3 separate regions of the Homo sapiens genome follow, and regions 1 and 2 are each linked to region 3. Evidence: chromatin loops called from intact Hi-C (ENCODE). Cell type or tissue: OCI-LY7. All regions are shown on one strand.

What was found. Peaks named below come from ENCODE experiments on the same cell type or tissue, not always from the same donor. Only the 100,000 strongest peaks of a DNase experiment are listed, where the experiment ranks them.
Region 1: it touches region 3 in a loop (4-fold over the local background); 7 of 110 quality-filtered maps call a loop at or near these places.
Region 2: a loop joins it to region 3, with 2.6 times the contacts of the local background. A loop is called at or near these places in 7 of 110 quality-filtered maps.

The regions. Positions count from the first base shown.
Region 1 is chr9:121,316,088-121,324,087 of GRCh38, reverse strand. GSN (gelsolin) reads right to left here. Exons shown (of 18, transcript NM_198252.3): 8 at 6,870-7,002; 9 at 5,594-5,682; 10 at 5,208-5,423; 11 at 2,687-2,820. Among named protein-coding and RNA genes, the nearest start is that of GSN-AS1, 35 kb to the right of the region's middle. In OCI-LY7, CTCF peaks have their summits at 3,653 and 3,853 (motif pointing left); a DNase peak (open chromatin) is centred at 3,827.
Region 2 is chr9:121,198,871-121,206,870 of GRCh38, reverse strand. RAB14 (RAB14, member RAS oncogene family) reads left to right here and starts at 5,002. Exons shown (of 8, transcript NM_016322.4): 1 at 5,002-5,232. It also overlaps a transcript of GSN not described here and the pseudogene RN7SL181P. RefSeq lists enhancers at 4,421-4,580, 4,851-5,070, 4,889-5,388 and silencers at 5,081-5,550, 5,571-5,820. In OCI-LY7, a CTCF peak has its summit at 4,725 (motif pointing left); DNase peaks (open chromatin) are centred at 4,890 and 5,480; H3K4me3 peaks cover 4,184 bases; H3K27ac peaks cover 3,064 bases.
Region 3 is chr9:120,751,334-120,759,333 of GRCh38, reverse strand. FBXW2 (F-box and WD repeat domain containing 2) reads left to right here. Exons shown (of 8, transcript NM_012164.4): 8 at 1-2,360. Among named protein-coding and RNA genes, the nearest start is that of FBXW2, 38 kb to the left of the region's middle. In OCI-LY7, CTCF peaks have their summits at 3,108 and 3,324 (motif pointing left); a DNase peak (open chromatin) is centred at 3,313; H3K4me3 peaks cover 319 bases; H3K27ac peaks cover 2,361 bases.

The sequences.
Region 1 (8,000 bases), 560 kb before region 3:
GTCCATGGTGATTGCTCTTAGAGGGAAGATTTAGGGGGATTTTGCCTTTCTATCCCACCTCTTTGCATATTGTCTAAGTTTTCCATAACCAACATATGTCGTCGTATAAGCAAACAAAATCTGACCTATTAATGCGCTGATGCAGCTAATTTTTAAAACAGTCTTCTCACACATTTTGTACCAGGTGAATGTGTTATCTAGTCAAAAAAAAAATTAAGCTGTTTTTAAATGTCTGGGGTTGTCAAATTGAGAGACATTCTACAAAATAACTGACTAGTACCCTTTAAAAGTGTTAAGGGCATGAAAAAAAGGAAAGACCGGGCAACTGCCATAGATTCAGAGACTTTGGAGACATGATGAGTAAATGCCATGTGGGATCCTGGGTTAGATCCTAGATCAGGAAAAGAACAGTAGTGGGGGCCGGGCACGATGGCTCATGCCTGTCATCCCAGCACTTTGGGAGGCCAAGGCAGGCAGATCAGTTGAGGTCAGGAGTTCGAAACCAGCCTGCCCAACATGGTGAAACTCCGTCTCTACTAAAAATACAAAAATTAGTTGGGTGTGTTGGCGCACACCTGTAGTCCCAGATACTCAGGAGGCTGAGGCAGGAGAATTGCTTGAACCTGGGAGGCAGAGGTTGCAGTGAGCCGAGATCATGCCACTGCACTCCAGCCTGGCGACAGAGCAAGACTCTGTCTAAAAAAAAAAAAAAAAAACGGTAATGGGAAAACTGAGGAAATTTAGGTAAAGCCTATAGATTAGTAAGTAGTATTGTGTCAATGTTCACTTCCTGGCTTTGTTAATTGTGCTATGGTTATGTAAGGGTTATGTAAGATGTGAACATAGGTGAATATTCCATTGGGTAATGGATATATGAGAACTGTCTGTACTATTTTTGCAACTTTTCAGCAAGTGTCTAATATTATTTCAAAATAAGTTTAAAAAAAGAAGGAATCCAGCTTGGCGTGGTGGCTCATGCCTATAATCCCAACACTTTGGGAGGCTGGGGCAGGCAGATCGCTTAGAGGAGTTCGAGACCAGCCTGGGCAACATGGCAAAGCCCCATCCATACTAAAGTATAAAAAGTAGCCGGGTGTGGTGGTGAGTAGTGGCAAGTAGTCCCAGCTACTCAGGAGGCTGAGGCACGATAATTGCTTGAGCCCCGGGGGGCAGAGGTTGTGGTGAGCAGAGATCGTACCACTGCACTACAGCCTGGCCAACAGAGCAAGACCCTGTCTCAAAAAAAAAAAAAAATCCAACAGTCAATAATCAGACAAAAAGTTTTAGACTGTATAGTAAGAGAAATACAAGTTAAAAATACACTGAGACACCATTTTATAAACCATAAGATTGGCAAACGCCCAAAAGTTTGACCACACAATCCACGAGTGTGACTATAGGGAACCAGGGACTCTCACAGGTTGCTTGGTGGGAATGTAAAATGCTACGAACACTATCGAGGGAAATTGGGGGCTATCTACCAAAATGACAAGTGCAGTTACTCTTTGACCCAGCAATCTGACTTCTGGGAACTTACTCTAGAGGCATGTCTCTGCATGTTCAAAGTGATGTTTGTTTAAGGTTACTAATCACAGCAATGTTTGTAATAGAGAAAGACTGGAATCAACCCAAGTATGCATCATCAAGGAATTTGTTAAATAAACTATAGTACAGCCACCCAAAGGACTATTATGCAACTGTAAAAAAGAATGAGAAAGCTCTCTGTCTCTATGTACTGACATTATTGATCTCTAGGAAGAATGGAGTCAGAAAAGCAAGGTGCAGGGCAATATACAAAGTATGCTACCTTTTGTGTAAGGAAGGGAGGGACCAGGCTATAAATTATTTGCATATGTATTTTTTTTCACGAAGAGTTACTGGAAGGATATGCAAGAGAGTAAAGCAGTTACCCAAGAAGGGGTGGGGTCTGGAGAATGGGGTAGAGAGGGACAGGGGTGGGAATAAGATTTCTCAATAAATACCTTTATATTCTGTTTTGATTTTTGAACCATGTAAATGTATTCTCTGTTTTAAAATAATTTTGGGGCTGGGTGTGGTGGCTCACTCCTGTAACCCCAGCACTTTGGGAGGCTGAGGCAGATGGATCATCTGAGGTCAGGAGTTCGAGACCAGCCTGGTCAACATAGTGAAACCCCGTCTTTACTAAAAATACAAAAAATTAGCCAGGCATGGTGGTGGGTGCCTGTAATCCCAGCTACTAGAGAGGCTGAGGCAGGAGAATTGCTTGAACTTGGGAGGCAGAGGTTGCAGTGAGCGAGACCGCACCACTGCACTCCAGCCTAGGCAACAAGAGAAAAACTCTGTCTCAAAATAAATAAATAAATAAATAAATAAACAAATATAAATTTAAAAAAATTTTGGCTTGAAAAATATGTGTGGGAGGATAAACCCTAGTGTGCCTAGTACTTGTCATGGATTTGTGGGAGATGTTCTGTTTGTTTCTCCACATTCACTATATCCTACAATAGATGTATAATCATTTGGTAAGAAGAGTTTCAAAGTTGTTTGGAGAAATAAGCAAATGGTGTTGCCCTGTGGACAAAAGCCTCTCCCAGCAGGGAGTGGTGGTCCCACCTCAGGCCCTCACACCCTCAGTTTGTCTTCAGCCCTGCTCAGGGCCCAGCCAGTACCCCCACGACACACACCAATGGCCCCAGAACCTCACCAGTTATAGATTATCTGCCCCTGGCGGCCACCATGGCGGTAGTTGTACAGAATGATGTAGCTGTCGCCTCCATAGAACTGTCCATATGTGGCAGGGTCCACGGGCACCTTGTTGGAACCTTCGATTCTCCAGATCTGCAGGAGCAAAGCTGGAGTCAGATGCTGTGCAGCACCCCCACCCCCCAGCTCAGGCAAGCCAGGAAACCGCAGTGTGGTAGGTTGTGGTTAGGCCATGGGATGAACTTTTAATCACTTGGGCTCGGACTGGAGTTAAATGGTTTGCCCAACTCACAGAGCCACTAGAAGGCAGGGCTGGGACTCTGGGTCAGGGTTCCTGCCTGGGCTCCTCATACCATGCCCTGCCCCAGCCCGTCTGTCCTTCGCTGAGGATCGTCAAGGCAGCTCCAAAGGAATGCAGTACAGTGAGGGGAGGAGCCAGACACAGACCCCAAATCAGGCCCCTCATCCCCTTCCGGGCCATGAGACCTCAGACAACTGGCTTAACCACTCTTAGCCTCAGTTTTCCCATCTGAAAAATGGGGATAATCATAGTACCTACCTCAAAGTACTGTGAGGCTCAAACGAGATTACTCGTGAAAGTCTAGCACAGGGCCCGGCACAAAGGGACTGCTCTGTAGGTGGCAGCTGCTCTTATTGTCATAATTATTATTATTATCTTACTAATATCACCATTACCTCTATTGTTACTGAGCTGCCTGGATTCTTTCTTTTTTTCTTTTTTTTTTTTTTGTTTTTTGAGACGAGGTTTCACTCTTGTTGCCCAGGCTAGAATGCAATGACGCAATCTCGGCTCACTGCAACATCTGCCTCCCGGGTTCAATCAATTTTTCTGTCTCAGCCTCCCGAGTAGCTGGGATTACAGGTGCCTGCCACCATGGCCAGCTAAGTTTTGTATTTTTAGTAGAGACGGGGTTTCACCATGTTGGCCAGGCTGGTCTCGAACTCCTGACCTCAGGTGATCCACCCGCCTCGGCCACCCAAAGTGCTGGGATTACAGGCGTGAGCCACTGTGCTGGGCCTGCCAGGAATTTCATAGGTCACCTGCAGAGGCAGGGACACCACGAGGCAACCTCAGTGTGACCCCTGCTGGCAGGTCTCCGCAGCGTTCTGGTGACACTGCTTTTTCCAAGTGGTCACGAGGCCCGGCAGCGCCACCTGGTGGAGCTATGGAGACACGGAGTCGTCCAAGTCCTGGGAAACAGAATCCTAGAATCTCTGGATTTTGAACATTCTTGAAGGTGATGGAGTGGGATGAAACCCCACTTTACAAGTGAGAAAGTGAAGCTCAAAGAGGTTATGTAACTTGCCCAAAGTCTCACAGTCAGGCTGCCAGGGGTCTTACCACACCGCCCCACCCGAAATATTTTCATTGCATTCTCCCTAGCCACTGAAGCAACAAATGAATGCTAGCACCAAACCAAAAACAATAATATATAAAAATGAACACTTTGTTATTCCTATCATTAGGAACGGAGTCAAGTTTGCCTGAGGCGGATTCTACCTCCTAAACACCTCTGAACCCCACACCCCTCTTCCCCTTCTCCACTGTGACCTTCTTAGTCTCAAGGTCATCATCTTTCCCCTACAGTATTAGAACAAGCTCCTTATAAGCTCTCTACCTTCATTTTCCTGCCTCCAATCCATTTTCTTAGTTTTCTTTTTATTTTTCTTTTATTTATTTTTTAACTGATTTTTTTCTTCTAATGATATCCTGGAGTCATATTCCAACCCATTTTCACAGTGAGTTTCTAAAGCAGGTGGCCGGGCGCAGTGGCTCATGCCTGTAATTCCAACACTTTGGGGGGCCGAGGCAGGAGGATTGCTTGAGCCCAGGAGTTTGAAATTAGCCCGGGCAACATAGCGAGACCCTGTCTCTATTAAAAAAAAAAAAAAAGATAAAGCATAAATCTGAGCCTGTTGCATGTCTGATTTAATAAAAAGAAAAACCCCTCACTAGCACCCACTGGTTAGAGGATCAAGTCTACACCCTTGAAATTGGCATTCAAGGCCCCTCCCTGGGGATGCCATCAGCACTAGCCCCCTGGGATAGCTCCCTCCTTTCCGAACATAGCGAGTCCCTCCTGGAATGCCCATCACTCTCCGCTCTTCCTCTCCGGCAGCAAAGCTCTACTCCTCCTCTGAGACCCAACCCAAAGGTTCCCATCTCTGTGCAGGCTGCCCTGACCAACCACCCCCACTGCTTCCTGTGTCTGCACAATCCCCTGTGCTCCCTCCCATCTTCCACTGATCACACAGGTCTGTGGCTATGGTCAACTCCCCTCCCAGACCAGGCACTCCTCGGGGCAAGGTGGGGCCAAGACACTTGGCTCAGGGCCTGATACACAGGGTGCATTGGCTGTAAAAACTAAGTAACACCAAAGAATCTCAGCTACCAAAGTTGTGCAAACCTCAGAGAGAAACCTCCTTGGGGAAGCAAGAGGCAGTGCATGGGGAAAGTGAGGGAGGGGCCTGGACACACCCACCCCACGCCCTAAACGTACCTGTTTCTGGCCTGTGCCATCGTCATCCATGCCGTGCTGGGCGGCCATGGCAGTGGAGGTGTGCAGGGTGGCGGCGTCGAAGGGCACCCGCTCCACGTTGGCGATATGGCTGGAAAGGTAGGACAAGCCCAGGCCATCTGTCTGGTCTGGGTCCCGCCAGTTCTTGAAGAACTGCTTGAACAGTGGGGTCTCACCGCCCTCAGGAAGGACCGAGACCTGGGGAGGGGAGGCAGAGGAGCAGGATGTGGCTGGGCTGCCCAGCAGGGGTCCCCAGGGGAGCCTCAGATACCCCATCCACACTGAGGGTGGGACACCCGCCCTACTCCAGCCCATCCCCTCCAAACAGGACCCACCCCTTCCCATCCTACCTGGCCTCCAAGACTCACCTGAGTCTGCTTGGGGTAGTCCATCTTGGTGATGAAGTCAGAGGCTGTTTTGAGGGCAGCCTTCCTCTCCTCCGTGTTTGCCTGCTTGCCTGTTGGCAGCCAGAGGAAGTGATGGAGGGTTAGAGGCCCGGGATCCTGCTGCATCCTGACCTTTAACAGTCCAGGAGAAGGAGCTGCCAAACTTCCCTCCCTACTCTTCTTAGACTGTGGACAGCCAAGGCCAGAGACCCCCAGAGCCGACCACTCACTAGAGCTCCTGGTGTCCAGCCTGGGGCTGGCCAGTGACACCAATCACAACACTACTGTGGTCCATTTAGTGAGCATGTATTTTGTGCTTAGAACTATGCATAGATTATTTAATTCACAGAATAGTCTTAAGTAATAAAAAAAGTTGTTATCTTTTTCTGAGTATCTATAAGGAAGCTAGGGTCTTAGAGAGATTAAATTACTTGACCTAGGTTACTCAGTGAGTGAGAAGCTGCCACCCTGAGGGCATTCCCGTGCCAAGGAGCTCCTGGCCAGCCAGTGCTGGGCCTCAGTCCCAGCCTTCTCACTGCCAAGGCCAAGGTCCAGATCAGCTGGCCCAGGGCCCAGGGGGCCTAGAGAGTAATAATCATAATAGTGTCTCTCTCTCTCTCTTTCTCCCCACCGTCTCCCTTTCTCTCTGTCCTCCTACTGCCTCCCTCTCCTCTGTCCTCTTCCCCAAGATGAGCCTTAGAGAATCAGGGGAGGATATTGATGGGTCCTCTCAGAACATCTCAGGGCCTCTGGGAAACATCTGGGCCAATGGTTTCCAAGAGAATTCCCACAAGATAGTACCGAAAGAGTTTATGAACTTCTAGCTTAGCATTTCCCAAACCAGATCATCTTCATGAAAAGCCCCCCTGTAAATGAACAAGTTAAAAGTCCTACAGTAAACAAACTCGAACATTTTAAAATCCACTGTTGCCCATGAATTTATCTGACCATACAGTTAGATGTTTTCTACATAATTTCTACAGGATGCCAATTAGCCTCTCAGAGAACTGACGTTATAATGCACTTGGGAAACACCCATTTTAGCCCAGATCAGGAATCTGAGGCCCAGAAAGGGTAAGTAAAGTGCCCAAGATCACACAGTATGTCAAATGCAAAACCAAGGCCTCAGCCCAAGACTTCTGATTTCCATTGCACCAGGCACACTCCACACTCCCCGGGAGCTGAGTTCCTGGGAGCTGCAGAACATCCCATCCAAGATCCTACAGGCCAGTTGGGACCCTTTCCCTGTCTCCAGTACCTTTCCAGACAAAGATTTTCCCATCTTTGCCGTGGTCCAGGATGAAGCAGTCCTCTGACTTCAGGGCCCCCTGGGCGAAGGGGTTCTCATCAGCCACGAGGGAGACGGACATGGTCCCTGCACCATTGGAGACCTGAGGGGACGAAGCAGAAGGAACCAGCACATGAGTGTCTGTGGCCGCCCAGCCCTGAGACTTCCACCATCTTGCCCCACCCCCTGTCCCAAATGGCCCTGTAGAGTAACACCTGGGCTTCCTCTCGCACACATTTAGAGGTTCTTTTTCGTTTTCTGCTTTGTCAGAACCACATCTGCTGACCTACACGCAGGGGTAACACAAACTGCACATGGGAAGGGAGGGCGGGATAAAATTTGGGGAATTGGGTGCAGAGGGGAACTGCATAGTTTGCTGAAAATGTATTCAACTTTACTATTCAAAAAAAAGAGAAGAGGCCGGTTACAGTGTCGCACACCTTTAATCCCAGCGCTCTGGGAGGCCCAGGTGGGTGGATGGCTTGAGCCCAGGAGTTCAAGACCAGCCTGGGCAACATGGCAAGATCCCATCTCTACAAAAAATACAAAAAGTAGCAAGGTGTGGTGGCGCTTGCTTGTGGCCCCAGCTACTTGGGAGGCTGAAGTGGGAGGATCACTTGAGCCCAGGATGTCGGGGCTATAGTGAGCTATGATTGCGTCACTACACTCCAGCCTGGGTAACAGAGCCAGACTCTGTCTCAAAAATAAATAAGTAAATAAAAGAGAAGAAAAGAAAAAGAAAAGTAAAAAGAGCTAAATGCAATCTGGTATCCTGGATTGGAACCTAGAATAAAAAACTGGGGAAATCTGGCTAAAGTCTATAGTTTAGTTAATGGTACTGAAGCAATGTTAATTTCTTAGTTTTGACAAATGTACCTGGTTATGCTAAGATGCTAAGGAGAAGCTGAGTGAATGGTATATAGGAACTCTTTGTACTATCTTTACAATTTTTCTGTAAACTTAAAAATTATTCTAAAATAAAAAGTTCAACCAAGCTCAAAAAAAAGTTCTATCTTAAGAGTCAAAATTCAAAAGTTTAACAATATCCAGTTGGCAAGGCTCTGGGTAAACAGGCATTTAAGATCCCTGATGACAGTAATT
Region 2 (8,000 bases), 450 kb before region 3:
GGCTGAGGTGGGAGGGTGGCCTGCGCCTGGGAGGTGGAGGTTGCAGTGAGCCAAGATCACTGCACTCCAGCCTGGGTGACAGAGCCAGACTTAGTCTCGAAACAAACAAACAAACAAACAAAGTTCAAAGATGCATTCTTTTTTTTTTTTCATGTAACATGGCCTCTTAAGTCGAAACCACCAACTTCTGGTCGTCAGCCAAAGGAATGCTTCAATGACAATAAATGAGTCTCCGGTAGGGTGCTTTCCTGGGAAAATTTCAAGCTTGCTTTTTACCTCATTAATGTCATGCCCTCATAAGCTGTGACACGAGAGGATATTTTTTGGGAGGGGGTGGTATAAGGTGTATGGGGAGATGAAAGGGCACTATTTCAATGGACACACAATTTCTTTTACAATTGAATACAGAATGTACTTATTGTTACATTTATGCATCACCTTTTTTTAGTGTGATAAGTTGAATCTAATCCTTTTTCATACCCAGAGACGAATGAGTCTCATGCCCTTGATTTTGATTTCTTTGTCAACCTACTAAATTTTGAAGTATATTAATTGCTGTTTCTGTTTTGGTTAATGTCGACAGCCATACCACCATGACCGCACCTGATCTCAACTTTTTTTGGTTAAACTAGCTTTTTTGACCATTTCTTTTTAATTAAATTATGTATCACTGGAAGTTAATCAACTACATTAAAATATATTCGTTTTTTAAATTAGGTAGAACACACATGTGGTAATAAAATTTAGAGTACAAATTGTATTAGTTCTTCTAAATCTTCAATACTGCTTCAGGAATTGGGACACCAGTATTTTAAAGTCTGAGTGTGGCTCGGTGGCAACTCCAAAACCACTAAACAAAAAAGATTCAAGCATAGGGGTAGGGGGGAATCTCCAATTCAAGATAAGCCTATGAACCAAAATTCACAAGCATAAGAGGAAAATGAACAAATAAAATTAAGCCTATAATGAGGAGATGAATTAATTTTGTTTAAATAAACACAACAGAGAGATCTGAAAATGACTTTAATTGTTTAGGCTCTGGGAAGAGATGAAGGATAAAATAACATCTACTTTTTACAAAACAATTTATAAAAATACAAGCAGAAATGAAGCCAGAGCAGGTGACAAACAACCTGCACACCTGGAGGATTCCAGGCATCTTCCCAGGAACAGGTGACCCCTCACACATTTGCTATATCTTCCAGCAGATGGTTAGCTTGTGTCATTATGCCACACTCCTCTCTGATGGACACTTCTTTGCCGTACTCCAATCTGGGACTAGAAAGTCAAGGTGGGAGGAAGGGATAAGGGGAAGCAACTTCAGCCCCTCTTCATCTAAGGTTCTCCCCACACCATCCAAAGCCCCTCCAGTGCTGTCTCTCTCCATCTGTGTTCTCCTTTGTGCAGGAAGCAATAGGGCAGAGCAGATCAGTGCTGCCCAAACAGATAGATATCCAGGGAGTTGTCAGTCCCATCTTCCTGCAGGCACACCCAATCCTCACTGGTGATTCTTTTGGAGCCCCTCTCCTTTGGTTCTAGATGAGGACACAGTCTCCATGAGGGGACAGAAAGAAGGCGTCTCTTTCCATGACATTACAATTTCCCTAAAGGCTGACTTCCCTCCCATGTCTCCAATCTTTCTTTCCACAGATTACTGGTGATGGTGTGTCTGTGGGGATGGGGTTGGAAATGGGGAATAGGTGAGGGAGTAGTGGAGTGGAGGTAGAAGTTGGTCAAGAGCTGACTTCTTCAACAACTGCTCTTCAAATTCCCTGCTAGAAGGTAGCTGGCCCCAGCCACTGGCAGTTTTTTCAGTGTAGAATGTGAGCTCCTTGTGGGCTTTTTATTTTCAAGTTTGGGCTTCAGCAACAGATCCAGGACAATAGGAAGAGATGTATACATGGAATAAACCCCTCTCAATGTCTAGTTACATAAACATACATGTCTTCTTTGCCCTCCTCTTATAGTTTAACAAATGTTGGCATACTATTTAGTTTTCTGCACCTTGCTTTTTTCCCTCCAAGTATTTCCTAGACATTGTTCCATATCAGGACATATACATGGGCCTCATTCTTTTTGATGGCTGCATAGTATTTCACAATATAGATGTACTATAATTTACTATTACAGCTTTCTAGTGATAGACATTTAGTTTGTCTCTAGTTTTTTGTTATTACAAACAGTGCTGCAGTGACTATTCCATGTATACATCTCTTCTTATAGAAACAACTTTTTAAAAAAGTTAAGTAGAAACCCCAATGGATGTTTGGCACCCAATGGACAGTCCCTCTTAATTATGCTGCAACTGGTCACATACACTCTCCTCACTTTGAAAATTCTGGGACTTATTAAAAGAATTGACCATTCCTACTGTTTTTTAATTGCATTCCTTAGCATGTGATAGGCACTCTGCATCCACAAGAGTGTTTCTGTTCAAAGCTGCATCAAAGTGTAATGTCTTTCACATAGGAAAGCAGCAGTTAGGGACCTGCATTTAAGCTGGCTATTGTGAAACAAGAGCAAATAAGGGAGGAAATGGAATAGGGCTTAGTACAGCCCTGAGGTCACATGTTGCCAGATTTAAGTCCCACCCAATTTTCACCTAAACGACTTTAGATCTGTATGACACTCAGTTTTTTCATTCATAAAATGGGGTAAATATAGTACTGACTTCATGCGGATGTGGTAAGGATTAAATGAGAAAATATGCATGATTCTTAGGACAGTTGCTGGTACATAGTAAGTGTTGAATAAACATCAGCTATACATAAAGATCTCCCTTCAGGTGATAATGGCTATAAGGAAACTTACTAGCCAGGTCTAAGTTCATACCTGGGCAATTAATGATCATTGGTTCACAGTTTTCTCCTTTACTTGGCACAGGCAAATTTCTTAGTTTCAAAAATGTTAAAGTGTGACAACAAACTATACTTATTAAAGAATGTGGAAATAGAAGCCTAGACCTCTAGGGTTGCAAAAGGATTTCAATATCACCTTAGATTAGATTATCATGTAATAATCATTTCCATTTCTTATTATATACCAGATATTTTGCATATACTATCCCATTTAATTTTCACAAAGACCTATTTGAGAGAGATATTACTATTTTCATATTGCAGAAAAGACTGACAATCTCAGAAATCAAGTGACATGCACAACTGCATACCATTAGATTATAGAGCAGGAATTCGAACCCAGGTCTCTGAAAATATGAGATGTACAAACTGGCACACACTTTTACAGTGAAATCTCACTTGTTCATGGCAGAACCAGTTCATAAAAGGTCCTGAACGCTAAGAGAAAGATTGATTTAATTTGGGGGTGGGGAACTAAGGCAGGGCCACCTTATCCATTAGGCACAGTACAGTATGCACAGGGCTTAGGGCCTCCAATACTTTTAGGGGCCAACAAAAATGAATATTTATTTATTTTAGAGACAGGGTCTCCCCATGTTGCCCAGGCTGGAGTGCAGTGGCTGTTCACAGGTATGATCCCATTACTGATCAGCACGGGAGTTTTGACCTGCTCCATCTCCGACCTGGGCCGGTTCATCCCTCCTTAGGCAACCTGGGTGGTCCCTCCCTCCTGAACTTAAGTGCAGACACTCTATCTAGTGACACAGTGCACTACAGCCCAGAACTCCTGGGCTCAAGCGATCCTCTCTCCTCAGCCTCCCCAGTAGCTAGGATTACAGGCGCAGACTACCAGCCCTCCTTGCTTACGTTCCTTTTTTTTTTTTTTTTGAGACAGTCTCGCTCTGTTGCCCAGGCTGGAGCGCAGTGGCGCGATCTCGGCTCACTGCAAGCTCCGCCTCCCGGGTTCACGCCGTTCTCTTGCCTCAGCCTCCCGAGTAGCTGGGACTACAGGCGCCCGCCACCACGCCCGGCTAATTTTTTTGTATTTTTAGTAGAGACGGGGTTTCACCGTGTTAGCCAAGATGGTCTCGATCTCCTGACCTCGTGATCCGCCCGTCGTGGCCTCCCAAAGTGCTGGGATTACAGGCGTGAGCCACCGCGCCCGGCCGGCTTACATTCTTTTAAAGTCAGAAGAAAAAAATGAACTTTCAGGTCAGAGAAAATATTTTGTTATATAATATTGATACGTCATGTTTATATCAATGCAGTTGTAAAATATGTTAAATATTTATACATATATTTAACTTACATGTGTGTGAAATATATGTGTGTGTGTAATGTACAAGCCACAAGGCAAAAGTGCTCAGGGTCCAAGAAAGTCAAAACGTGTCCCTGCACCCGAAAAGCACGAAACCTTCTGGGGCAGTGATTATGGCAGAGCAAGTTGGAAGATGGCAGGTGGTAGACAAATTGTGAAAAATATCACATTTCTCTCACCCTGTCAAAGGCAACCCCAAAGTGAAGTCAAAATAGAGATGAAATGCAGGGTCACTTCCTAGCTGCGTGATCTTGGACAAGAGAGTTGACCAACCTGAGCCTCAGTTTCTCCATGGATACAATGGGGATGCGTGCCTCCGACGTTTGTTGGACAGGACCGGTATATACGAAGCATACAGCGGTATATACAGTAAATGCCCCCATAAATACACGTTGAATGAATGCAGTAAATGCATGCTTAGCATGGTGGCCAGTATACGGTAAGCGTCCAATAAGTGGTAAATGTTGGCTTTAAAAATTGTTCAAAAGTCTCCACGAGCGACAACCCTAGTTCTCCAAGACGCAGGCGCACCCCACCAGGTTCCACGCAGACCTGCGCAGTAGCTCCCCCAAGAGGCGAGGACACGCGACTGCGCTTGCGCATACGCGCTTTCCACCTTCCCTCCGGGCGCGAGCGCCCGTGGGGCGGGCCTCAGCGGCGGCGCGACAAGTCCAGAGGTGAGGGCTGAGGAAGGGGCGTGGCTAGCGGGCTGGCCTCAGCCACCCTCTTCCGGGCTCCGCCAGCTGCGCGCGCATCTTCTCCCCCTTCTTTTGTGGTCCGGCCCATTGCGAGGGTGACAGGAAACCCTGTGCAGGGAGCGCCGCCATCTTGGACCAGCCCGAGGAAGATACTGAGGGAGCACAGGAGCAGTCACCGCTGCCACTGCTACTGCCGCTACTGCTGCCGGCGCGTCTGCACCTCTCGGCCTGCCAGTGTACCTGCCGGCGCCTCGGTCGACCGCCCCCGCCCCCTCTCCCGCTGCGTCCGCACTCCTGTTCCTGGTCCTGACGCCCCCCTCCCGCCCGGAAAGCTGCCCAGCCACCAGCAACCCCCCAGGTAACCCGGGCCTTCCGTAGTGTCCGGCCGGCTGATACCTCCTCGCGCCGGGTTCTTCAGAGGGGCGTGTGTGGGGACGGTGGAGACTGGGCCGCAGGCGGGCGGCGCCCCGGGGCCAGGCCCCGTCAGGCCGTGGCTAGCCCGTGGGTCGGCGGTGAGCGCCGCGGCGCCGGCCTGACAGGACTCCTGGGCGGGGGCGGAGGTGTCCCCTGCGCGGCTCCGGCCTGAGCCTCCTGCCCTCCCCAACCGGCGGGGCGCTCCGAGGCGTGCAGGGAAGGGTGTGTTCCGGCCTCGCCTTCCCCGCCTTCTCGGCGCGGCTGGGCAGGACCGCATCTCCCGCGGGCCCCCCTCTCGCCGCTGTTCCCCGCGGCCGCAGCCCGCCCCCGCAGGGTGTACCCACGCGTGCCGCGCCGCCCTGCAGCCCGCAAGCCCCAGACGTGGCGGTCCCGTCCCGTAGGCCGCGTCTGGCTCTGAGTACAAAGGCAGCTCTTCGCAGCCCTCTTGGCGTCTCGGGGCAGCTCCGGTGTCCTTGTCGATGTGGGGAGCCCGGCCCTGCAGCCGGGCCGGGCCGGGGCCGGGGTCTGGGTCTGTGCGCCTGTGCTTGCGATGTCCTGGTTTTGGTGCGTTCCTGTGAGGCCCGTGGACAGCCTCTACGGCCCTGAACCTACAGAGCATCTAGAAATAAGAGAAAGTTGTGGCATTTCTAGAATCTAAGAGAAGACGACAGAGCTGGAGTGTTTTAAGCGTTTTAACTGTGGGCCAGGTACATATTTATGTATTTTTGTACCTATTTATCTTGCCCCGCGTAGCCCTCGGAGATAAGTTGTCTCCACTTCATAAGTGAGGAAACTGAGGCCTAAAGTTGTGATGTGTGTCTGGCTGTTGATGGTACATTACAAACTGGCTTCGGCTCACACTGTGGCTGGTGGTTTCTGTACTACATTCAAAAATTAGGCTAGGGTTACAGACATGACCATTTATAATGTAGTTACAACTTTATTCCTTTTTTACTGTGTTCGCATTGGATGACAGCTGATTACCCTTTTATGACCTAAAGTCCATAAAGTCAACCACTACACTGGCAAATCCTCATGCTTACAAACCCCAAAGGAGAGATGCCAGGATTTCAGTTTCATATATGAAGAAGAAACGGGTTCCAAGAGGACAGGTGCCTTCCTGGTGACCCCACAGCAAGTGTCAGAGCCCAGATTTGAACTCTTGCAAAGTTTACTGCTCATTTCGTTACTATCCCAACTGCCTTTAAAAAATTCTTTTATTTTTCTAAGGTAAATATTGTAGAGGAACAACTGCCTTTTATTTAGATTTGATTGTTGAAGACAAACTTGACCTTGCAGTAATCCAGCTCCTACCCCTTTATTCCCCCAAGCCTTTCCAAATTTTTTCTTCCAAGTTCTGTTTAGGCAGTTTTATTTGATCATGCCTAGAGGTATGTCGTGGTTAAGAGTTTTGGAGTCATACTGTCAAGGGTTCTCCCTCCAGTACTGCCACTTCCTAGTTAAGTGATCTTAAGCAAGTTACTTAACCTTTCGGACTCAGTGTCCTTATCTATAAAGGGGATAATTGGACCTGCATCTTAGAGTTGTTGCTAGGATTAAATGGGGTTTAAAGAAAGCCCTTAGCACATTGCTTGGCATATAGTAAATCAGTGCCTGTAACAGTGCCAGGCACATAGTGGGTGTTTAATATCTTTTGAATGAATGAGAGAGGAGTATAGCTTTGGAGAGCTACATGTAGAGTTAAACCTGGGCCTTAATTCTAGCTCTCCATTTAGTAGTAGTATGACCACGGGTAGATCACTTCGGTTTCCTTATCTGAAAAATGAGTTTTTAGGATTAGAGACTGTTTATAAAGTAGCTGGCATGTGTTAGGCCCTCAATAAATGGCAGTTATTGTAAAGACGTAAAACCTTAGATTATAATAGCTATTAAAAAATCCCTTGAAATTAAAGCTACATCTTAAAAAGTTGTTGCTTTTTTTGTATTACAGTTAAACTTTATCATTGTTGCATACTTCAACTTTGCAACAGAATTTGGAGTGTTCATTTTTATCAATATCAAATATCTTTGCATAGTCACAGTAAGATATTGTGCTAGTGGAGGAAACTTGATTAAGGTAAATAAAATGTGAAAACTTGGGCTATTGAGAGATGTTTCATGTTTTTTAAAAGAGGCTTGAAACATTTTTATGTGGTAAAAAATGCCAGGCATGGCTAAAGACAACAGTTTGACAAATAGAAGTATTAGAGGTACTGTACTTGACTTTTAAAAAGCTTCTTATTCTAGACAATTTTAAATATATACAAAATCAGGTAGCATACTGAGCATTCATATACCTATCAGCCAGTGTCAACAGTGATCAGTCTTGCTTCATCAATATACACTTGCCTCCTCCTTGCCAAATTATTTTGAAGCAAATCTCAGACACAATATCGGTAGTAAAATTTTCACTATTAATCCTTTTAACTTGAGCAGTAAGTGCAGGGGTTTTTTTTGGCTTTTTGGTTGTTAAGTGCTTTCTTTCTGTAAACAGAGGTCCAGTATTAGAATACTTTATTTCCTGTATATAGAAGACCATCAAAGTTACTTTTGCCACATTAAGCAATCCAGCTTTTAAAAATGATTCACATTATTTATATAAAAGTGACATTAAGTATATTGTCAAAAGTAAGGTTTTTTTTTTAAGTGGGTGGGCTACTTGTACTACTGTTGAGGAAATTGACCACTCATTTTTATTAGATTAGATTATTA
Region 3 (8,000 bases):
CGTGAGTGATTGTGTTAACTATAAATCATTTATATCTGTACATTAAAGCAGATTCCCTCAATTAGGCAAATTTGGTTAGCCAAGCCCAAGTTATTGTTTGTACTTGAAAGTAATAAAGCTGCATTTCCTTAAAAATATATTCTGTAGTTAAGACTTTGTCTTGCTTTCCCCCCAACCACTTCAGACATTTTATCCAACCAATGCAGGGACTTTTCAAAAGTCAGTGTGTTTTTGAAAATAGAACAACCCCTTGAGTGATCTGAGGTGGCTCTGTTTTTTTACTGTTTCTGCATCTTCTAGAAGGTAAACTCAACAATATAACCATTTCTGAAGGTGATCCAAAAAGCAAAACAATAAAGGTAAAACACAAGGAAATAATTTTGGTGAATTTCATGAATAGTTGCAAATGAAGGGATGGGGTGGGTAAAAGTCCCATTTTGCTTCCAGACCTTGGAATAGTCTTCCTCTCTTTTGCCCAAGGATGTGTCTATCCAGCACATCTTTGCATGAGTTCTTTCTTACTAACTTAAACTTACGGGGCTTCTTGTCATTTGAGTACCACGGCCCTGCACCTTTGATCCCCTGACAGCATCATTAAGGGCAGATTGTCATTCCTGTTTTACAGATGAGAAAGCTGTGGCTTGGTAAAGTGATTCATTGCCTAGAGGAGTTATAGTAAGTGGTGAGGCTGAAGCCCTGATTTTCAGCCCCCACACACCTGGATTTTTTCCATGTTTTCATGTTTGTCTGTTCTTTCTGTATTTCAAGTCTCTTCAAATCCCGACTGCTGCCTTCTGCCTTCACCACTTGTGTGCACTGTTCAACCTGTCTTATGCTTTGCTTCCAGGGAGTCTCCCCAACCACTTCTTTGAGCACTTACTTGCTCTTGTTCAATCTTGGTAACTCTCCGTTACCATCAGGGCACATCTGGATTCCTTAACATCATGGAGCCCTAGCTAATTTCTTCGAGCAAACAGTTCTTGCTCCTCTATTTATTTCCACCCTTGCGCTTTGGGTGTTAATCTCCCATCCTCGTGGAAAGTTCTTGATGTTCCTTTCCACCAGTCCTAGGGCCAGGCTTTAATCCCATTGATCTCCCACTATCTTTAAAGCCTCTGCTGACCACCATACCCCACTCCAGCCTCACTGAGCATTTTTGTGTAAGGTTAGTGGTGCAGTTCATTTAGCAATAAATACTGTTGTACCTTTTGCAGTAGACAACTATTAACTTTCATCCTTGATTCTCAGTTTTTTCCAAAATACAAGTGAATACCTGGTTTCCCCAGCAACATTGTAAGATTGAGAGTAGGAATTCATTGAGATTTTAATGAATTCCATGGATTGTCTTAAGAGCTATCTAAACTTGGAAGAAAAATAACTTCCAGAGCATCTAAAATTGAAAATAAAAGATCAGAAGCAAATGAAAGATCAATTCCACACAGCTTTTCCTCTCTTAGACGTCCCTCTTCTGCCATATCCTGTAAACATCTGAAGTGTTCTGAGTACATTTGGAGAGAATATTTAATGATCACACTGTGATTAGACATGAGTAGTCCCTGCCAGTGGGATGTTCCTGTCCTTTGCATTTTAACCACATGTTCTGTGCTCTCTGTGGTAAAGATAATCTAACAGTAATAAAAACTTATGGAGAAAATTACCCAGAGCTCCTTTATCATTACGATTTTTAATACTCTCTTCTAATCCTTATGCACATGTGTATGGATTTATGTACTGCAAATCATTGTTTTGTAATACATTCTCAAAAATGTGCTTTAGGTTTTTACAACTACCATAATATTTTGTAATTTTCCTTCATTACTGTAATTTGCTAAACCATTTCTGTTTTGGTAGATAATTAGGTAGTTTCCAGTTCTGCTTTTTAGAAGATACTACAGAGAACTTCTTTGTGCATATTTCCTTAGAACAAGTTCCAGTAGAAGACTTACTCGCAAAAGCAGTGGAATTTTTTCTTAGTATTTTCTGTTACAGGTACAGAAGAGTGCATACAACACACAGTTTTGTCGAATAGTTATGAAGTGAACACTTGTCTAACCACTGCCCGAGTCAAGAAAGAACATTTCTAAACATGTTTGCCAATTTAATAGATATAAAGGAAGTATCTCAAGGTTGCTTTAACTGACATTTCTTTAACACATGACAACATTTTTATGGGGGAGGGGACTAGAGAGAAAATGACATATTTTTATGTGTGCTTATTTGTATCTCTTGAATTCTGTCTGCATCTTTTACCCATTACACTTTCAAATACTTGTGAAATCATTGGTCGAGATGAATTATGGCTATAAATAAAATTTCACTAATCTAATTATCACTGATTTAGAAATAATAGTTCAACCCAAGACATGCGTTGAAGTGTTCTTTCATTACATAAAAAGGATTTGTGTCAAGTAAACCTATACACAATCTGTTTACATATTACTGGTTTATATGGTACATCACAAATTATGCAAAAAGTAGATCTAGTAAGACCCAGTACCAAAGATTAGAGCTAGTCAACAATACTATTTAAAGGAAAATATGGACAGTCATGAGTCAAAATGTTTTTTCCCCAAATTAACCATAATATATATTGAAGTTTAAAATGAGGAATTCATTTTGGAAAGCAGCCAAGCACAGATTCTAAGAACATAGTAATCCTGTGTTTTATTTTTACTCAATGCAGACTCGAGGGTGTCAGGTGTGCTTTTATATCTCCAGCTTCTAAGTTCAGAGAGGAGATTTTCTATCTGAAACTTTTTATAGGATAGCAAACATTCCTGAGTTTCTTAGTTCAGCAGGTTTAGCCATGTAAGGCAGCTCTTGGGCTAGTTGATCTTTCAGGCTTTAAGGGCACAAGGCTTAAACTCTATTTGACAGAAGAAGAGAAAAACAACACTTAGGAAGTCTGTATATTGGAAGAAATGGAGAGGTGGAAATAATAGACTAAGAGTTATTTTTTTCATTTTCCTTTTCTCCCTCACCCGACTATGTCTTGAGAACAAACCATGTCTCATTCTTCTCTGTGCTCACATCACCTAGAACTACAAAGTAAACTGGAGGAAGGATGGATGGATGGATGGATGGGTGAATGGGCCTTGGGTTGGTCTACATTGATTTTCTGTAATCCAGTGTTCACAAAATGTACTTTCCTTCCAGCATCACCTGGAAACATCAGCATCACCTGGAAGCTTGTTAGGAATGCTAATTATCAGGCCACACCCAGACCTAATGAATCAAACTTTGGGGCTGAAGACCCACAGGTGTTTGTGATGCCCACTAAGGTTGAGAACCCCCGGCTATTATCTAGCCTGTTCTGCCACCTAGTGGAAAATTTGGGAGTTGCAGCTAGTAATGAGAGCCAGATTCCGTTGCTGTAGAAGACGTTTAATTATACCAAGGACTTTCTTGCACTTAAGGTTACTGCACATTCTGAGACTGAGTTTTGTTCTTGTCGCCCAGGCTGGAGTGCAGTGGCGTGACCTCTGCCTCCCAGGTTCAAGCAATTCTGCCTCAGCCTCCTAGGTAGCTGGGATTACAGGCGCACACCACCATGCCCAGCTAATTGTTATTTTTAGTAGAGATGGGGTTTCACCATGTTGGCCAGGGTGGTCTCAAACTCCTGACCTCAGGTGATCCGCCCACCTCAGCCTCACAAAGTGCTGGGATTACAGGAGTGAGCCACCGCACCCAGCCTAAATGTGTTCTAATACTGTACTTGCCTTCTACTTTATTTCCAGTTATCATAGGGCATGTCATGCTAAGACATCAGTAGGCAGCAGAAGGAACTGTCAACAGAGTAAATAGACAATCTACAGAATGGGAGAAAATATTTGCAAACTATGTATCTGACAAAGGTCTAATATTCAGCATCTGTAAGGATCCTAAGCAAGTCTACAAGAAAAAAAAACCATTAAAAAGTGGGCAAAGGACATGAACACTTTTCAAAAGAAGACATGTGTGTGTCCAAAGAAAGCATATTTAAAAAAGCTCAATAACTGATCATTAGAGAAATGCAAATCAAAACCACAGTGAGATACCATCTCACACCAGTCAGAATAGCTATTAAAAAGTCAAAAAATAACATGGCCAGGTGCAGTGACTCAGGCCTGTAATCTCAGGACTCTAGGAGTCTGAGGCTGGTGGATTGCTTGAGCCCAGGAGTTTGACACCAGCCTGGGTAAGAGGGTGAAACCCCATCTCTACAGAAAATACAAAAATTAGCCAGACGTGGTGGCATGCGCCCATAGTCCCAGCCATTTGGGAGGCTAAGGTGGGAGAATTGCTTGAGCCAAGAAGGCATATGTTGCAGTGAGCCATGATTATGCTACTGCACTGCAGCCTGGGAGACAGAGCAGGACTCTGTCTCAAAAAAAAAAAAAAAAAAAAAAAAATTTTTTTTTGACCGGGCCTGGTGGCTTACGCCTATAATCCCAACACTTTGGGAGACAGAGGCAGGTGGATCACCTGAGGTCAGGAGTTTGACACCAGCCTGGCTAACATGGTGAAACTCCGTCTCTACTAAAAATACGAAAAAAAAATTAGCTGGGCATGGTAGCAGGTGCCTGTAATCCTCGTTACTTGGGAGGCTGAGTCAGGAGAATAGCTTGAACCTGGGAGGCAGAGGTTACAGTGAGCCGAGATCACGCCACTGCACTCTTGCCTGGGCAACACAGTGAGACTTTGTCGTATCAAAGAAAAAAAAGAATGAACTTTGGAGAGGTAGAGAAAAGGGAACACATATACACTGTTGGTGGGAGTGTAAATTAGTTCAACCATTGTGGAAAGCAGTGTGGTGATTCTTCAAAGAGCTTAAAAACCAGAACTGCCATTCAACCCAGGAATCCCACTACTGGGTATATGCCCAAAGGAATATAAATCGTTCTACCATAAAGATACATGCACGTCTGCTGGGTGTAGTGGCTCATGCCTGTAATCCCAGCATTTTGGGAGGCCGAGGCAGGTGGATCACCTGAGGTCAGGAGTTTAAGACCAGCATGGCCAACATGGTGAAACCCCATCTCTACTAAAAATACAAAAATTAGCCGGGCGTGGTGGCACGCACCTGTAGTCCCAGCTACTCGGGAGGCTGAGGCAGGAGAATCGCTTGAACCCAGGAGGCGGAGGTTGCAGTGAGCGGAGATTAAGCCACTGCACTCCAGCCTGGGCGACAGAGTGAGACTCCATCTCAAAAAAAAAAGAATGAGAAAAATATTTTCTATTTGCTTATTTTTGTATTTTCTAAGTTTCCCACAGTGAGCATGAGTTTTTGTTGTTGTTGTTTTTGTTTTTTGTTTTTTTTTTGAGACGGAGTCTTGCTCTGTCGCCCAGGCTGCAGTGTAGTGGCACGATCTTGGCTCACTGCAAACTCCGTCTCCTGGGTTCACGCCATTCTCCTGCCTTAGCCTCCTGAGTAGCTGGGACTACAGGCACCTGCCACTGCACCCGGCTAATTTTTTGTATTTTTAGTAGAGATGGGGTTTCACCGTGTTAGCTAGGATGGTGTCGATCTCCTGACCTCGTGATCTGCCCACCTCGGCCTCCCAAAGTGCTGGCATTACAGGCTTGAGCCACCGCGCCCGGCCGAGCATGAGTTTTTTTAAGAATAATTAATTTTTTTTTAGTTATATAATACAGCTGCAGGCATCTTTTAGCTCAAACTCCCTCTTTCAGGAAACACGTATGAGGTTTCTACTCTGTATCAGGCATCGTGCTGGAGCCTGGGGATATGTAGATTAATCGTGTATGGTCACTGTTTCTGGGAGCTCAGGTTCCCTAGGATAGTACACACACAAAACCCAAGAGGTGTCATGAAGGAAGCACCAAGAAGGAAGAAGTTCTACTTAAGGGTGATAACCAAGGTTCCATAGAGGAAGTAACTCTCCAAGAGATTTGTAAGCTAGTAGAAGGATTCTAGATACAGACTTTCTATAAACTGATACTCTTTGTTTGCTGGCTCTAGGTTGCTAACCTAGATGCATGGTTGGTGGAACTGTATCACTCATCGGGTCTTTATTAAATATAGGAACACAGAAGACACTGCTAGAACTTGAAGGCAAAAATCATTAAACAACTGAAAACACAAAATGAGCAGGTTGGTGGTGGTGCCAGCCTGGTTTTTAATCTCTTCAAATCCACACAAAGAACAGCAACTAGGCCAGGCGCGGTGGCTCACGCCTGTAATCCCAGCACTTTGGGAGGCCGAGGCGGGCGGATCACGAGGTCAGAAGATCAAGACCATCCTGGCTGACACGGTGAAACTCCGTCTCTACTAAAAATACAAAAAGTTAGCCGGGCATGGTGGTATGCGCCTGTAGTCCCAGCTACTCGGGAGGTTGAGGCAGAAGAATCGCTTGAACCCAGGAGGCGGAGTTTGGGAGGTTGCTGTGAGCTGAGATCATGCCACTGCACTCCAGCCTGGGCGTCTCTGTCTCAAACAAACAAACAAACAAACAAAAAACCCAGCAACTGAATAGCAAAACCAAGGGCCCAGACAGTACTTTCAACAAAGCTAGGTACAAGGTAACTTCATGAGCCCCAGAATACAGTAGTTGAGGCGAAATACCTATTGCCACAAGAACATTTTTGTAGGAGGAAAATGAAGGAAGGAAAAGAGATAGTATATGAGAGGCCTGAGAACAGGAGAATCCAAAATAGGCAACAGGTGATCAATGGAGAGTTGGGCTGCCAATCCTAAAATGTCAGCTGAAGCTGGGAGAGGCTCTCCAACAGTGGATGAGAACAAGGACCTAAGGCAAGAACGCCTGAAAGGGCTGGAGCACTGTAGCCCTTATAAACAGTTGAGGCTGATCGGCTCTCTTTTAGGACAAGGCCCCACACCAGGGAAAACTCCTGGGGCTAAAACTCCTGGGAGCAGGACAGGGACAAGAGAGGAAAGTAAGAGATGGCCCAGACTCAAGAAAGGATAAAGACAGAGGCAGGAAATGCCAGAAAGCAACTTGCAATATGTTTGAATCCATACATAAGAGAAGAGGGACTGCTCTGAGAAGGTTGAAAAGCTTGCCTGAACATACACTCATTCCAAAAAGTCAGGAAAACAAATTTTACATAAAAATAATATAAAAGTATCAAGATCAAATTCTATACACAGTTATTAAGAAAAAAATGCGAAGAAGGAGCAGATTAACATCCTTACAGACAATGAAAACACACCAGGGAGACACCATAAAACAGACCAAGACTAACTTAAAAACAAATACATCAGCCTGGGCATGGTGGTTCACACCTGTAATCCCAGCACTTTGGGAGGCCAAGGCAGGCTGATCACTTGAGCCCAAGAGTTCAAGACCAGCCTGGGCAATATGATGCAACCCCATCTCTACAAAAAAAAAAAAAAAATTAGCTGGGCATGGTGGCATGTGCCTATAGTCCCAGCTACTCAGGAAGCTGAGGTGGAAAGATCACTTGAGCCTGGAAGGTCCAGGCTGCAGTGAGCCATGTTTGAGCACTGACTCCGGGCTGGACAACAGAGTGAGACCCCATCTCAAAAATAATAATAATAACAGATAAACAGATAATGATTTAAGAGATAAAAGACAGTGAAAAAGAAAGATATGTTTAAATAAAAAGGAAATGAAGAGATAAACAAGATTTGAGGGAAATTGACAAATATTGAAAGCAGCAAAGATCAAACATACAGGTAATAGGAGTTCCTAAAGAAGAAAATCAAGTAAGGGAGGAACAGAACAAATGCCAAAAGATATAATTCAAGAAAACATTTCAGAAATTTAAAAATGTTGAAACTACAATTGAAAGTATACCAAGAGAATATACACCCTGAGTGACCAATATTAAAACATTCCATTAAACTTATTAAACTTTAAATAAAAAGCAAATATTATTTGGGCATCCAAATAGTAGATGGGGAAAAATTCCTCTTAATAAAAGTATTCCAACTCTAAATGGGAAAAAGATAGAATATAACCAGTTTGCAACTCCTCTGAATGAATAGATAGGCATTGAGCTTCACCCACTCCTAAGAT